2 separate regions of the Homo sapiens genome follow, and region 1 is linked to region 2. Evidence: read pairs that join two places in POLR2A ChIA-PET (ENCODE). Cell type or tissue: B cell. All regions are shown on one strand. Each heading gives the region's core, and the rest is flanking DNA. Links, peaks and the distances in the headings are about the cores only. Region 1 overlaps SCIMP (SLP adaptor and CSK interacting membrane protein). Region 2 has its middle 20 kb from the start of RABEP1.

Evidence for each region. Peaks named below come from ENCODE experiments on the same cell type or tissue, not always from the same donor. Only the 100,000 strongest peaks of a DNase experiment are listed, where the experiment ranks them.
Region 1: POLR2A ChIA-PET joins it to region 2 with 6 read pairs; 5 of 35 experiments call an interaction of 5 or more read pairs at or near these places.

The regions. Positions count from the first base shown.
Region 1 is chr17:5,200,860-5,209,192 of GRCh38, reverse strand. It overlaps SCIMP (SLP adaptor and CSK interacting membrane protein), which reads left to right. Exons shown (of 5, transcript NM_207103.3): 5 at 1-273. The region is part of intron 1 of ZNF594-DT (ZNF594 divergent transcript); the gene reads right to left. Among named protein-coding and RNA genes, the nearest start is that of ZNF594-DT, 13 kb to the right of the region's middle. RefSeq lists a silencer at 585-764. In B cell, for the core only: no CTCF peak of the experiment used is centred there; no DNase peak of the experiment used is centred there; H3K27ac peaks cover 5,384 bases.
Region 2 is chr17:5,258,391-5,266,723 of GRCh38, reverse strand. No RefSeq gene overlaps it. Among named protein-coding and RNA genes, the nearest start is that of RABEP1, 20 kb to the left of the region's middle. In B cell, for the core only: no CTCF peak of the experiment used is centred there; no DNase peak of the experiment used is centred there.

The sequences.
Region 1 (8,333 bases), core at 253-8,252, 58 kb after region 2:
ATTGCACTCCAGCCTGGACAACAAGAGTGAAACTCCATCTAAAAATAAATAAATAAATAAATAAATAAACCCTCCTTATGTTAGGCCAGTAGTTATCTAACTATGGCCTTATGGGACTCTGGTATCCCACCAGCCAAAGAGAGGACTCTTCCCAAATTATAGAACAAAAATAAGCCAAAGGATTGGAGTGTTTCAAACACATGCTTTCGTCTTATAAATGTTCTGTAAACCCTCCATGACTATGACAAAAGTTAAAAACAAATGCCAGACAAATGTTGATTCTTCCTTGGTTTCTGGGACGCCACCCTCTCCTGGTTCTCCTCCTGTCTCCGTCTCATTTTGGGGCCACCCACTCTTTCTGAAGCATCTCTTCAATGCTGGTCTTCCTCAGGTTCTGTCCCTGTGTCTCTGCCCATCTGCCTCCAACACTCACGAGTGATCTCACCAATGTCCATGAGCTCAGTGGGCCCCTCCTTTTTTTTTTTTTTGAGACTGAGTCTCATTCTGTCACTCACGCTGGAGTGTAGTGGCACAATCTCAGCTCACTGCAACCTCCCCCTCCCAAGTTCAAGCGATTCTCCTGCCTCAGCCTCCTGAGTAGCTGGGATTACAGGTGTGTGCCAACACGCCTGCACCCGGCTAATTTTCTGTTTGTTTTTAGTAGAGACGGGGTTTCACCATGCTGGCCAGGCTGGTCTTGAACTCCTGACCTCAAGTGATCCGCTTGCCTCAGCCTCCCAAAGTGCTGGGATTACAAGTGTGAGCCACCACGCCCAGCTGCCCCCTCTATTCTGACTTCAGCTGAGCTCTTTCTCCCCAGCTGGGTTGCCTCTAAGACATCTCGTTGTGACTGCCCCACACACCCCCTCAAGTTCAGCAAACACCAAAAGGAACTGATGACCTACCTCCAGTCCCAAATGTCTTGTGCTCTACTATCTTCTTAGTTGCTGAAGTCAGAAACTAGTATCCTTCTCCCCACACTGCTTTGTTTCCAGAGCTCCCCATGTTACTTGTGCCTCCCACGTGGTTCTCCAATGAGTCCACGTCTCTCCGTCACTGTTCTGAGGTCAGACAATTGCCAGCGCTTGCCAGGAGAATATCAACAGCCCCCTGACTGCTCCCCTGCCTCTGGCACCTCACCTGCCGTCCACTTTCTACATGGCACCCAGTGACTTCCTAAAGTGAACATCTGACCACTTCATTCCTTTGCTTAAATCTTCTCTTTGCCCGTTAACCCCAGAAAAAGACCAAACTCTTTAACATGGCTTACAAGATTTGTCAGGATCTGGTCACTGATTATCTTTTGCCAAACTCTTCTCCCCCAACCCCCTTGCAACCTCCACTCTGCCCAAGTTTTTTGCTCCAGCCACTTAAAATGACCTTCACAGGCCGGGCGCAGTGGCTCACACCTGTAATCCCAGCACTTTGGGAGGCCGAGGTGGGTGAATCATGAGGTCAGGAGTTTGAGACCAGCCTAGCCAAGATGGTGAAACCCCGTCTCTACTAAAAATACAAAACGCAGCCGGGTGTGGTGGCACATGCCTGTAATCCCAGCTACTCGGGAGGCTGAGGCAGGAGAATCACCTGAACCTGGGAGGCAGAGGTTGCAGTGAGCCTAGGTTGCACCACTGCACTCTAGCCTGGGTGACAGAGCAAGACTCCATCTCAAAAAAAAAATAATAATAATAAAATAAAATGACCTTCACTATGGTCCCTCTTGCCCTGTGCACAGCGCTATTCCTCTGTATGAAACATTCTTCCCCACCTTTGGATCCTTCCCATTTCATCTTGGCTACCCTTTCCTCATGACCCAACTTGGGTTGGTGCCTCCTGGATGCTCTCCTTTCATAGCATTAGCATGTTATAATTATTGCTTATCTGTCTCTCTCCTCCACTAGACCCAAAGCAACATGAGGGCAGGGAATGTGTCCTTCTTTCCTCTACTGTTTTCCCTGTTCCTAGCACAGTGCCCAGGTACATTGTAGATGCTCAATAAATATGTTGAATAATCAACTGGGTTGAATGAATGAATCAATGAACTCTGAGCTCTCACAGCTCCCATACTTGGCCCTATGGAAATACTTCTCCCTTTGTATTATAATTATTATATATTATAATTATAATTACCTGGTTACTTTCCATCCTCCTTTCTAATCTGGGGGCTCCTTTGGGATGGAAATTGTCTCAGTGCTGTATTCCCAATGTCCAGCACAAAACCTGGCACATGGTAGGCAATATTTATTGACTGTTGAACATTCATGGAAAATCTACCAATTGGTTTGACAAAACAATTTTTTTTCCTCTGGACATGTGTAATTTGGCTGAGATTTTATACTGGGAACGTATAATAAAGCCAAGTTTTCTACTAGGGAAATTGTTACCAGTTTGGATGAGATTTAAATATATCAAGATTTAATAGGATCTTTTTGTATAGTCCAGCACCACAGGAATCCCCAAGTTACCTATTGAATACATACTCATCAATAAATAAAGTTAGAAATAAGGGCTGGGCGCAGTGACTCACGCCTGGAATCCCAGCACTTTGGGAGGCCGAGGCAGGTGGATCACCGGGGGTCAGGAGTTCGAGACCAGCCTGGCCAAGATGGTGAAACCCCGTGTCTACTAACAATACAAAAAATTAGCCGGGCATGGTGGCGGGCACCTGTAATTCCAGCTACTTGGGAAGCTGAGGCAGGAGAATTGCTTGAATCTGGGAGGCAGAGTTGCAATGAGCCAAGATCATGACATTGCACTCCAGCCTGGGCAACAGTGAGACTCTGTCTCAAAAAAAAAAAAAAAAGAAATAAGGAGATAGTTTCCATCCTGAGCTATATTGAACCTGAAGATGACTATGATGATGTTGAAATACCCACAAATACTGAAAATCATCATTTTGAAAGAACTCCTGTTCTGCCACCTTAACTGTTTTAAGAACTGATGCTTGGCCAGGTGCGGTGGCTCATGCCTGTAATCTCAGCACTTTAGGAGGCCAAGGCAGGCGGATCACTTGAGGTCAGGAGTTTGAGACTAGCCTGGCCAACATAGTGAAACCCCATCTCTACTAAAAATACTAAAATTAGCTGGGCATGGTGGCGGGCGCCTGTAATCCCAGCTACTCAGGAAGCTGAGACAGGAGAATCACTTGAAGCTGGAAGGTGGAGGTTGCAGTGAGCCGAAATCGCACCACTGTGCCCCAGCCTGGGCGATAGAGTGACTCTGTCTTGAAAAAAAAAAAAGAACTGATGCTTTACTCATACCACAAATCAGTGGATTATAGTTTTCCTTATAATAATTACTATCTGATCTTCTTTGCAATACAAACAAGATTGTTTTCAGGAAATGCACTGGTATTACCAACAACAAATTTTACAAATCATGTGTATTCGATAGGATGCTTTAGGCTGCAAAGAACAGACTATCCAACTAAAGATAACTTACACAATGAGGAGTTTATAATTTCACAAAGCAAGAAGTCTAGAGGTAAACACTCCAGAATTCAGCAGCTCCATAATTTAGGGGTGTGGACTAATTTCAAATTGCTTAGCCTTATCCTCATGGTGGCAAAATAGCTGCCACAGCTCCAAGCATCTGTACATGATAACATTCAAAGTTAGAAAGAAAATGTGCATTACTAACATGTATCTTTTTTTTTTTTTTTTTTGAGATGGAGTCTCATTCTGTCACCAGGCTGGAGTGCAGTGGTGCGACCTTGGCTCACTGCAACCTCTGCCTCCTGGGTTCAAGCGATTCTCCTGCCTAAGCCTCCTGAGTAGCTGGGACCACCACACCCAGCTAATTTTTGTATTTTTAGTAGAGACAGGGTTTCACCATGTTGGCCAGGATGATCTTGATCTCTTGACCTCATGATCCACCTGCCTCAGCCTACCAACATGCTGGGATTACAGATGTGAGCCACCGCGCCTGGCTGTATCGTTTTATTAGGGAGGTGAGCCCCCAGCAACTTTCCCTAATGTCTCATTGGCCTGGAGTGGTCCACATACCCAGGGTTTTAGTCCATTTGGTCTACTATAACAAAATTCCTTAGACTGGATAATTTGTTAAAAACAGAAATGTTGCTGAGAGTTCTGGAGGCTGGGGAGTCCAAGATCAAGGCGCCAGCAGATTTGGTGTTTGGTGAGGGCTCACTCTGTGCTTCACACCTTCTCACCGTGTCTTCACATGATAGAAGGGGAAGACAGCTTTCTGGGGCCTCTTTTATATTATTTTATTTTTTGAGACAGAGTCTTACTTTGTCACCCAGGCTGGAGTGCAGCAGCACAATCATAGCTCACTGCAGCCTCAAACTCCTGGGTTCAGGTGATCCTCTCACCTCAGCCTCCTGAGTAGCTGGAACTACAGGCACATGCCACCACACCTGGCTGTTTTTTTTTTTTTTTTTTTGAGACGGAGTCTTGCTCTGTCGCCCAGTCTGGAGTGCAGTGGCATGATCTCAGCTCACTGCAAGCTCCACCTCCTGGGTTCACACCATTCTCCTGCTTCAGCCGCCCAAGTAGCTGGGACTACAGGCACCTGCCACCACAACTGGATAATTTTTTTGCATTTTTTTAGTAGAGACAGGGTTTCACCATGTTAGCCAGGATGGTCCTGATCTCCTGACCTCATGATCCACCTGCCTCGGCCTCCCAAAATGCTGGGATTACAGGCATGAGTCACCGCGCCCGGCCTATTTTTTTTCTTTCTTTCTTCCTTTTTTTTGGTAAAGATGGAGTCTCACTATGTTGCCCAGGCTGGTCTTGAACTCCTGGACTCAAATAATCCTCTTGTCTCAGCCTCCCTAAATGCTGGGATTACAGGTATGAGCCACCGCACCCAGCCTGGGTCCTCTTTCATAAGGGCATTCATCCCATTCATGAGGGCAGGGCCCTCATGATCTAATCACCCCAAACACCCTGCTTCTTAATACCATCATCTTGGGGGTTAGATTTCAACATACGAATTCTGTGGGGACACAAACATAGACCATAGCATTCTGCCCATGACCTCACAAAATCCATGTCCTTCTCAAATGCAAAATAGATTTATTCCATCCCAATAGCCCTAAAAGTCTTAACTCATTCCAATAACAGCTTTAAAGTCTAAGTCAACATCTCAACTAAATGTTGACTCATTCCAAGTCTGGGCAAAAGTCAAGATATGATTCATCCTGAGGCAAATTGCTCTCCAATTATGAGCCTGTGAAATCAAACTACTTATACAATGTAAGTATGCTTCCAAAATACAATGGTGGGACTGACATAGGATAGAAATTTCCATTCCAAAAGGGAGAAATAGGAAAGAAGAAAGGGGTGATGGGTCCCAAGTAAGTCCGAAACTCAACATGGCAAACAACATTAAGTCTTAAGGTTTGAGAATAATGTTTGACTTGACGTCCTACCCCCCAGATATTGGGATGGGGGTTGGGCCTCCAAGACTCGGGGCGGCCCCCCCATGGCTTTGCTGGGCACAGCCCACTCTGCAGCTTTCATGAGTTGGAGTCTCGGACCTGCAGCTTTCCCAGGCTGGAGTTGCACGCTGGTGGCCCTAACATTCTGGGGTCTTGGAGGCACCCCCGTCCCCATGGCTGTGCTGGGCATTGCCCTAGTGGGGGCTCTCCGCAGTGGCCCTGCCCCTTTGGCGGTGCTCCGTCTGGGCCTCAAGATTCCCCCAGGAATCCTTTGAAATCTAGGTAGAGGTAGCAATGCCCTCACAGCCCATGCACTTTGCGCAGCTGTGGAGATAAAACTGCTTGGACACCACCATGCTTTACTGTCTATGCCTCCCAGAGGGATGGCCTGAGTCACAGCTGGGCCCACTTGAGTCACAGCTAGGGTATGCCAGGAGCCCTGCACCAGAATGCAGGGAGCAGAGCCTTGAAATCGCTTTGACTTCAAGGTCCTAGTTTTCTGGGCCTGTGATGGGCAGGGCAGCCTCTAAAGATCTTCGGAATGGTTTCAGGGTCCTTCTTCGCTGTGATGCTGAGCATCTGGCTTCCATCTCCCCACACTAACCTCCTTATCAAAAGTTTCCTTGGTCACATTCTTGGTGTTTTCTCTTCAACAAGCTTTTTCATTCTTTACAACATGGGCAGGTTGGTAAATTTCTAAATATTTAAATTCTGCTGCTTTTTAAATCATAAATAACATCTTTGGCCGGGGGCGGTGGCTCATGCCTGTCATCCCAGCATTTTGGGAGGCTGAGAAGGGCACATCGCCTGAGGTTAGAAGTTCGAGACCAGCCTGGCTAACATGGTGAAACCCCGTCTCTACTAAAAATACAGAATTAGCCAGGCGTCGTGGCACAAACCTGTAATCCCAGCTACTCAGGAGGCTGAGGCAGGAGAATCACTTGAACCCAGGAGGTGGAGGTTGCAGTGAGCCAAGATCGCGCCACTGCACTCCAGCCTGGGCAAAAAGAGCAAAACTCTGTCTCAGAAAGAAAGAGAGAGAGAGAGAGAAAGAGAGAGAGAGAGAGAAAGAGAAAGAAAGACCATCTTTAATTGGTTTCTCTCTGCTAGCATTTTACTACAGGCATTCAAGAGAAGCTTTGCCGCACTCTCAACACTTTACTCAGATATTTTTTCCACCGAATATCCTATTTCATCACTCAGAATTTCTACCTTCCATAAAACACTAGGACATACAATTCAGCCACATTCTTTGCCAGATAATCAGGATCATTTTTCTGCCAGTTTCCAATAACATGTTCTTCATTTCCATCTGAGACCTCATCAGAATGGCCTTTAACATCCATACTTCTACTAGCCTTCTGGTACAACCTCTTAGGTAATCTCTAAGAAAACTGAGGCTTTCTCTGTAGCTCTCCTCTTCTTCTGAGCCCTCACCAGAATCACCCTTCACAATCTATTTACAACAATACAGGCTTATTTTGTGTGTGAGACAGAGCCTCATTCTGTCACCCAGGCTGAGAGTGTAGTGGCTCGATCTCAGCTCACTGCAACCTCCGCCTCCCAGGTTCAAGCGATTATCTTGCCTCAGCCTCCCAAGTAGCTGGGATTACAGGTGCCCACCACCACACCTGGCTAATCGTTGTATTTTAGTAGAGATGGGGTTTCACTATGTTGGCCAGCCTGGTCTTGAGCTCCTGACCTCAAGCAATCCACCTGCCCTGGCCTCCCAAAGTGCTGAGATTACAGGCATGAGCCACCGCGCCCAGCCAATTTTGACTCTTTAAAGAGATTCAAATAATCTCTTAAGTCAGTAGTCCAAAAGGCTACGACCAACAATTTTGGTTTATCTTCCCGTTGAAAGGATCCTCCATACAGAACTCCACATCCAAACCTATTCATGCTGTATCAACAACTTTAGAACCCAGTAACTCCAGGAGTCTGGTTATTATGACAAATGAATACAGTGGACCATCTCTTCTGCCGAGGCGACAGTTCCCTCATTTAACCCCACTAATAGCTAGATAATCCCCTAAAGACAGATTTAAAAAAAAATTTCTTGCCGGGCGCCATGGCTCACGCCTGTAATCCCAGTACTTTGGGAGGCTGAGGCGGATCATAAGGTCAGGAGATCGAAACCATCCTGGCCAAGATGATGAAACCCCGTCTCTACTAAAAATACAAAAATTAGCTGGCGTGGTTGTGCGCACCTGTAGTCCCAGCTACTCGGGAGGCTGAGGCAGGAGAATCGCTTGAACCTGGGAGATGGATGTTGCAGTGAGCTGAGATTGTGCCACTGCACTCTGGCCTGGCGAAAGAGCAAGACTGTATCTCAAAAACAAACAAACACAATTTCCATTTGTTTTTGTGATGTATGTTGCATCATAGTACTATTTCTGCGTGAACATGTCTCCTGAATTGGAGTTTGCTTCTGTTTATAACCTATTCCATCTGCTTTCCCTGAGTGCACATGTGTGTGCTCTGCCATGGCTAAGCGGCAGAATGGAATCTCACTTAAATTAACAGTTGATTGCCAAACACCCTCCAGCATAAATAGGTAACCGTTGACTGTGGTCGCATTTCATTTTACTGGAGCAGAGTGTACATACAACTATGTGCCAAACTACTGTCAGAAACAGCCAATTAATATCGCTGCACCCTTCCCCTTCAACTGTAAAACTCAACCTCTCATATTGACCAACGTATTTCTTTTTTTCTAGCTGGGATTATAGGCTCCCACCACCACGTCCGGCTAATTTTTGTATTTTTAGTAGAGATCGGGTTTCGCCATATTGGTCAGGCTGGTCTCGAACTCCTGACCTCAGGTGATCCACCTGTCTCGGCCTCACAAAGTGTTAGGATTACAGGCATGAGCCACTGCGCCCAGCCTGATCAACATATTCCATTGCCAAAATTTAATGCCATTAAA
Region 2 (8,333 bases), core at 21-8,020:
AGGTGATTTTCCTGCCTCAGCCTCCTGAGTAGCTGGGATTACAGGCACGCGCCACCACGCCGAGCTAATTTTTGTATTTTTAGTAGAGATGGGGTTTCGCCATGTTGGCCAGGATGGTCTTGATCTCCTGACCTCCTGATCCGCCCACTTCAGCCTCCCAAAGTGCTGGGATTACAGGCATGAGCTACCGTGCCCGGCAGTTTTTTTGTTTGGTTTTTTTTTTTGAGACAGAGTTTCGCTCTTGTTGCCAAAGCTGGAGTGCAATGGCGCAATCTCAGTTCACTGCAACCTCTGCCTCCCGGGTTCAAGCGATTCTCCTGCCTCAGCCTCCTGAGTAGCTGGGATTACAGGTGCCTGCCACCATGCCCAGCTAATTTTTGTATTTTTAGTAGAAACAGGGTTTCACCATGTTAGCCAGGCTGGTCTCAAACTCCTGACCTCAGGTGATCTGCCCACCTTGGCCTCCCAAAGTGCTGGGATTACAGGCGTGAGCCACTACACCTGGCCAATATTTTATTGTTTTTAGAGTATAGATTTGGTACTTCTTTTGTTAAATTTATCCCTAAGTATTTCATTGTTTTCAGCCCTTTTAAACAAAATTGATTTCTGAATTATATTTTTAGATTTTTTTTTTTTTTTGAGATGGAGTCTTGCTCTGCTGCCCAGGCTGGAGTGCAGTGGCGCAATCTCGGCCCACTGCAAGCTCCGCCTCCCAGGTTCACGCCATTCTCCTGCCTCAGCCTCCCGAGTAGCTGGGACTACAGGCGCCCCCCACCACACCTGGCAATTTTTTTGTATTTTTAGTAGAGATGGGGTTTCACCATGTTAGCCAGGATGGGCTCGATCTCCTGACCTTGTGATCTGCCCACCTCGGCCTCCCAAAGTGCTGGGATTACAGGCATGAGCCACTGCGCCCGGCTGAAACAAAATTCTTTAAAGACAGAGTCTCACTCTGTTGCCCAGGCTGGAGTGCAGCAGTGTGACCTCGGCTTACTGCAGCCTTGACCTCTTAGGCTCAAGCAACCCTCCTATCTCAGCCATCTGTGTAGCTGGGACTATAGGCATGTGCCACCACATCAGGCTACTTTTTGTATTTTTTGTAGAGATGGGGTTTCACCATGCTGCCCAGGCTAGAAAATACAATGGATTTTTGTTTTTTGTTTTTTTTTTAGACAGAGTCTCGCTCTGTCGCCCAGGCTGGTGTGCAGTGGCGCGATCTTGGCTCACTGCAACCTCCGCCTCCCAGGTTCAAGCTATTCTCCTGCCGCAGCCTCCCGAGTAGCTGAGATTACAGGCATGCGCCACCACCCCCGGCTAATTTTTTTGTATTTTTTGTACAGACAGGGTTTCTCCATGTTGGTCAGGCCGGTCTCGAACTCCTGACCTTAGGCGATCCGCCCTCCTCGGCCTCCCAAAGTGCTGGGATTACTGGCGTGAGCTACTTTGCCCGGCCAGATATTCTTAATTGCCTTGAACCAATAAGCTTCACAGCTTTTGCCAAGGGGCTCAGTGTGTATGTTGGATCACACCTGCAATGCTCCAGGAGACAGTTTATGACTCTCTCCTATCCCTCACTTCCTGTTTGTGCATAGCCTCAAGGCCGATCAGAGATGAGATTTTGGGGCCTTCTCAGGGCTTTCTTGGGCATGTGCACAGCCCTGTGTGTACATGTGTCCTTCTAGAGTCCTAAGAATAAGTCAGAGATTATCAAAGCCCTCTATGGACATCTCATTCCCCAGCTTTTCCTTTTAAACTCTTTGATCATCTTCTTGTTAGCCCCAGCTGGCATTACCACCTTGGGTAGCTGCAATGTTAAGCAATTGCAGCTGTTTTTTTTTTTTTTTTTTTTTTTTTTTCAACAAATGCCATAGGATAGGATCGTTTGCATGGAGCCTGTTCTGAGTCTGTTCAAATAAAGACAAGCCCTAGGAGTAGAGATTTTCAGGGAGCTGACAGATAGATCAAATAGTGACAGTTCTCTGCATTAGGAGTTTGATGATCTCTGACTTATTCTTGAGACTGGAAGGATACATGCGTGGGCAGGGCTGTGCACATGCCCAGGAAAGACCCGAGAAGGCACCAATCTCTCACCTCTCACTGTCCCCTCCAGTGGCTGCTAGGCTGTTGCTTTTTTTTTCTTCTTTTTTTTTTTTTTTTTGAGACGGAGTCTCACTCTGTCACCCAGGCTGGAATGCAGTGGTGAGATTTCGGCTTACTGACACAGCCGCCTCCCGGGTTCAAGTGATTCTCCTGCCTCAGCCTTCCGAGTAGCTGGGATTTTTTTTTTTTTTTTGAGACGGAGTTTCGCTCTTGTTGCCCAGGCTGGAGTGCAGTGGCACTCCATTATCAACGCGATAGAATCTCGTTCTGTCACCCAGACTGGAGTGCAGTGGTGCAATCTCAGCTTACCGTAACCTCCTGCCTCAGGCTTCTGAGTAGCTGGAAGTGATTCTCCTGCCTCAGCCTCCCGAGTAGCTGGGATTACAGACCTGCGCCACCACCACTCCCGGCTAATTGTGTATTTTTAGTAGAGACGGAGTTTCTCCATGTTGGTCAGGCTGGTCTCGAACTCCCGACCTCAGGTGATCCACCCACCTAGGCCTCCCGAAGTGCTGGGATTACAGGTGTGAGCCACCTCGCCTGGCCTCGGCTATTGCTTTTTTTTTTTTTTTTTTTTTTTTTAAAGACAGTATCTCTCTCTGTCACCCATGTTGGAGTGCAGTGGCACAATCTCGGCTCACTGCAACCTCCACCTCCCGGGTTCAAATGATTCTCGTGCCTCAACCTCCTAACTGGAATGACATACACGTGCCACCACGCCCGGCTAATTTTTGTATTTTTAGTAGAGACAGTGTTTCACCATGTTCGCCAAGCTGGTCTCAAACTCCTGAGCTCAAGTGATCCACCCACCTGGGCCTTTCAGAGTGCTGGGATTACAGGCCGTAATATCATTCGGGTAGTTTTCTCAACCAAAAACGTTGAATCTGAACCTAATCATGAACAAACAATCAAATAAATCTGGACTAGGTTTTCTCAACCTCAGCACTACTGACATTTTGGGCTGAGTCATTCTTTGTTTTGGGAACTGTCCTGTGCTTTGTAAGATGTTTAGCAGTATACCTGGCTCCTGCCCACTGGATGCCAGTAACACCTTTCCAGCTGTGACAACTAAGTATCTTCAGGCCGGACATGGTGGCTCGCACCTGTAATCCCAGCACTTTGGGAGGCTGAAGTGGGTGAGACTCTGTCTCAGAAAAAAAAACAAACAAACAAACTGGCCGGGGGCGGTGGCTCATGCCTGTAATCCCAGCACTTTTGGAGGCCGAGGTGGGCAGATCACGAGGTCAGGAGATCGGGACCATCCTGGCTAACGCAGTGAAACCCCATCTCTACTAAAAATACCAAAAATATGAGCCGGGCGTGGTGGCAGGCACCTGTAGTCCCAGCTACTCGGGAGGCTGAGGCAGGAGAATGGCGTGAACCCAGGAGGCGGAGCTTGCAGTGAGCCGAGATCGCACCACTGCACTCTAGCCTGGTTGACAGAGTGAGACTCCGTCTCAAAAAAAAAAAAAAAAAAAAAAACTAACTTGATTTCAAATGTTCCAGTAAAAAGTAAACTCTGTGGGACAATGGGGAGAGGTGAGGAAAAAAGGAAGAAAGAGGATGTGCACAAATGTTGGCAAATTAGCAATTTATGAATTTTATGGAAGAGTATATGGGTGTTCATAGTTATTATTTTTCCTACTTTTTGTTAAGTTTGAGATTTTTCAAAATAAGAGAAATATGATAAAGGTGAAATGTGATAAAATTCATGGAAAAAGTAAATTAAGCAAAGGGGCTGGAAATCACTTAGGGAGTGAATGTAGATAGAGGAGAGAAGGCTGCTAAGGACAGAGTCCTGGGAAGCCAAGTAGATTGACAAGGAGAAAAACCAGGGAGGCTTGAAGCCATGGAAGCTCAAAAAGAATGTATTTCATGAAGGACAAAGTTTTCAACTGCTTCGAATGCTGCTAAGAAGTTCAATAAGATGCCAACAGAAAAATTAAACAAGCAAACATTGGTTTTGGCAAGATGTACAGGTCATTAAAGACCTTGATTAAATAATGAGAACAAAAGCCCAATTGAAGTGGCTTGAGAAAAAGTTGCAGATGAGGAAGAATGAGAACAGAATAGACCACTGTAATGACAAGGTTGATTTGGAAAGAGAACAGAGTCGAGAGTTGAAAGAGGACATGGGCTTGAAGCAGGTTTTTGTTTTATGTCTTTGGAGATGAGTGATATTAAAACATCTTTTTGTTGTTGTTTGTTTTTTTGTTTTTTGAGACAGGATCTCACTCTGTTGCCCAGAGTGCAGTGGCACTCCTGGACTCAAATGATCCTCCCACTTCAGCCCCCCAAGTAGCTGGGACTATAGACACGCACCACTACACTGGCTAATATTTGTAGTTTTTGTAGAGACAGGGTTTCACCACATTGGCCAGGCTGGTCTCGAACTCCTGGGCTTAAGCGATCCTCCTGACTAGGCCTCTCAAAGTACTGAGATTACAAGCATGAGCTACTGCACACAGCTAAGATATGTTTCTATACCAATGGGAAAGATCCACTGGAGTATGAAAGAGGGAAGATTGGCCGGACGCAGTGGCTCACGCCTGTAATCCCAGCACTTTGGGAAGCAGAGATGGGCAGATCACGAGGTCAGGAGTTCGAGACCAGCCTGGCCAACATAGCGAAATCCTGTCTCTACTAAAAATACAAAAATTAGCCGGGCATGGTGGCACACACCTGTAATCCCAGGTACTCAGGAGGCTGAGGTGCGAGAATCGCTTGAACCCAGGAGACAGAGGTTGCAGTAAGCCGAGATTGTGCCATTGCAATCCAGCCTGGGTGACAGAGCGAGACGTCTATCAAAAATAAAAAGAGGGAAGATTACAGGAGCAAATTCTGAGTCAGTGAGAGGGGATTGGATTCAGAGCACTAGTGGAAAGGTTGCATTTGTGGAAAGAGAAGATCAATAGACCTCCTCTGATTGCATCTGTTTTCTCTAGGGATCACTAACAAAAACACCATTGAATTGAGGAGGAAATGTTGGAGATTTGTGGGGGGAGTAATATGAAATAGTGCCTCAGAAAGTAGAAAAATTAGTTTATTAGAAAGTGGATAGAAATAGAATAGTCTGGCTGTGTTGCAGTTCACTTGAGACTTGAGGTCATAAATTTAAAATGATTTAATCTGCATGGAGAAGTGATTTTGCTTACGACATTCACTTGTTTGGGCACAGGTGCAGAGTAAGGATAGTTGGGCTTAACCAGATATATTAGACTCGTATTACTCTTGTATTACTCTTACTGGCTGCTCACACTCAGAACCCCTGTCTTTTTCTTTTCTTTTTTTTTTTTTGAGACAGAGTCTCACTCTGTCACCCAGGCTGGGGTGCAGTGGCATGATCTCGGCTCACTGCGACGTCCGCCTCCCGGGTTCGAGCAATTATCCTGCCTCAGCCTCTTGAGTAGCTGGGATTACAGGTGTGTACCACCATGCCTGGCTAATTTTTGTATTTTTAGTAGAGATGGGGTTTCACCATGTTGGTCAGGCTGGTCTGGAACTCCTGACCTCGTGATCTGCCCATTGGAACCCCTTTCCCCATCCTAACAGGCCTGGTGAATGGCATAACTGTCCTCCCAACATCAATGCTGAAACTGCCAGATACCTACTTTCCCAACCTTCTTTGCAGCTAGGACTGAGCACATGACCTAGGTGTATGTAATCAGATGCACTATCTTAAATTTTGCATTTGGAGCTCAGGAATAAACAGGAGCAGTGGAACACCTCCACTGGCAGCGGTAGAGATGGTGGCAGTAGTGGCAACAGTGCCAGTGGTGGCCTGCAGTTCCCAGTGCCATCAGCAGCATCATTCCAGCACCTACCCCTCTGGAATGCAGCAGAGATATCCTCACCAGACCAGTTCTACATCATAATTTTGGTTGTGGTTTTTACTACATAACCTCAAACCTGGTTCTCCAGCTATCCCAGCCATTCACTGAGCCCATCAATGTCTATGCAATGTGAATACCTCCTTATAAAATGACACATGAATTATCATAAAACCACTGAATTCATTTACAAGTTGAGTGGGCAAGTTCAATTTTTTACAAGCATATTTTGGGGCCTAAATGAGCAAATACAATTTGCCATAATAAATATATTTTACAAGTTTTTTGTTTGTTTTTTTTTTTTTTGAGACGGAGTCTCACTCTGTCGCCCAGGCTGGAGTGCAGTGGCGCGATCTCGGCTCACTGCAAGCTCTGCCTCCTGCGTTCATGCCATTCTCCTGCCTCAGCCTCCCGAGTAGCTGGGACTACAGGCGCCCACCACCGCGCCTGGCTAATTTTTTGTATTTTTAGTAGAGACGGGGTTTCGCCGTGTTAGCCAGGATGGTCTCGATCTCCTGACCTTGTGATCCACCCACCTCAGCCTCCCAAAGTGCTGGGATTACAGACGTGAGCCACCGCGCCCGGCCACAAGTTTTATGATTCCCAAACTCGTGGTTAAAGCTTGCATTCCTGTGAGATTAAACAAAAACAAAAAACCTCTTGGACTCTAACAGATTAATATCTCTTGGAGCCTCTTTACTTCCTTCTCCCTGAAGACGAGTAAACATGCTGAGAGGAACTGTCATCGCAGTGACAAAGAAGCAAGCAAGTATAGTTTAATTATAAATCAGATCTTTGGTGACACCTGGCTAATCCCCAACAGTGCTAACCTTTTCTTTTTCTTTCTTTTTTTAGACAGGGTCTTGTTCTGTCACTCAGGCTGGAGTACAGTGGCACAATTATGGCTTACTGCAGCCTTCAGGCTCAATCTATCCTTCCACCTCAGCCTACTGAATAACAGGTGCATGCCACCATGTCCAGCTTACTTTTTAAATTTTACATAGAGGCAGCATTTCACCATGTTGCCCAGGCTGGTCTTGAACTCCTGGGCTCAAGTGATCCGTCCATCTCAGCCTCCCAAAGTGCTGAAATTATAGGCGTGAGCCACTGTGCCTGGCCTAACATTTTCTTCCTTCTCTTGCCAACATGATAACAACCAGAACAACACTTGCATTCTCAAATAATTTTGGCAAAAATAGGTTTCCTCTCCAGGCTTCTTATCAAATATTATTGTGACCAATAGTTGCTGTTGTTGTTTTAAACCAGGGTTGGATTAAAGTTTTGAGTCTTATAATTTTGAGTCTACATTTCTAGCAAATGGACCTCTTGTTTGTTTTTCTTGTCTCATTGCATATGATAGCACCTTAAGATCGTTATTGAATTGGAGAGGTGAGATGATTGTGGTCATCCTTTCCGTCATGCAACTACGCTTTTCCTTCAGTGATCAGTGTCAATTCATTCTCCAGCATATAGTTGTGGACTATGGAAGAGAGTAAAGCGGGTGGAATCTGAGGTGTATACATTAGCCTAACCTCTCATTTTATTTACCTTGGCTCATTATTCTTCCCTTCACTCTCAGCAATCCCACCTTTGTTTTTCAGACCTCATGCATTAGTGGTTTTTTGTTTGTTGTTTGTTTTGTCTTGTTTTGTTGTTTTCTAGTCTCCATTTTGCAAATGAAGAAAGCAGCCTCCAAAAGCTGAAGGCTGGACGCAGAGAATGAGTGACTGCCAAGTCTATAATCAGAATTTTGTGGCAGTAAGTCCAACCCTTTTTCAGAATACTATTATTCTGCTACTGCTGCCGCCGCTGCATTCTGTGAGTTTGGTTTTTCTTCTAATTTAAGTTCCTACAAGGCAGTAATGAAATTTTTCTATGTTTACATAATGCAAATCACTTAGCCAATGAGGATGGACCTTCATTAAATTCAGTAATAAATTAGTTAAGAAAAAGTTGTTAATTGAGCTTTGAAAAAAACAGAAGTTTTTTTTTTTTTTTTTTGAAATGGAGTCTCGCTCTGTTGCCCAGGCTGGAGTGCAGTGGCTCAAACTCAGCTCACTGCAACCTCTGCCTGCCAGGTTCAAGCGATTCTCCTGCCTCAGCCTTTCAAGTAGCTGGGATTACAGGCCCGTGCCACCATGCCTGGCTAATTTTTGTATTTTTAGTAGAGACAGGGTTTCACTATGTTAGCTGGGCTGGTCTTGATCTCAGGTCATCCACCCGCCTCGGCCTCCCAAAGTGCTGGGATTACAGGCGTGAGCCACCGCGCCTGGCCTGGATGTGGATTTTTTTCTGATGCAATGAGAGGCCATTGGAGGCCATTAGGCAGGAAAATCAAGGATCTCATGTTCAATACCTGCTATAGGCTACATCAGAGCTTTTTCCACCTCTGACATAAGAGAT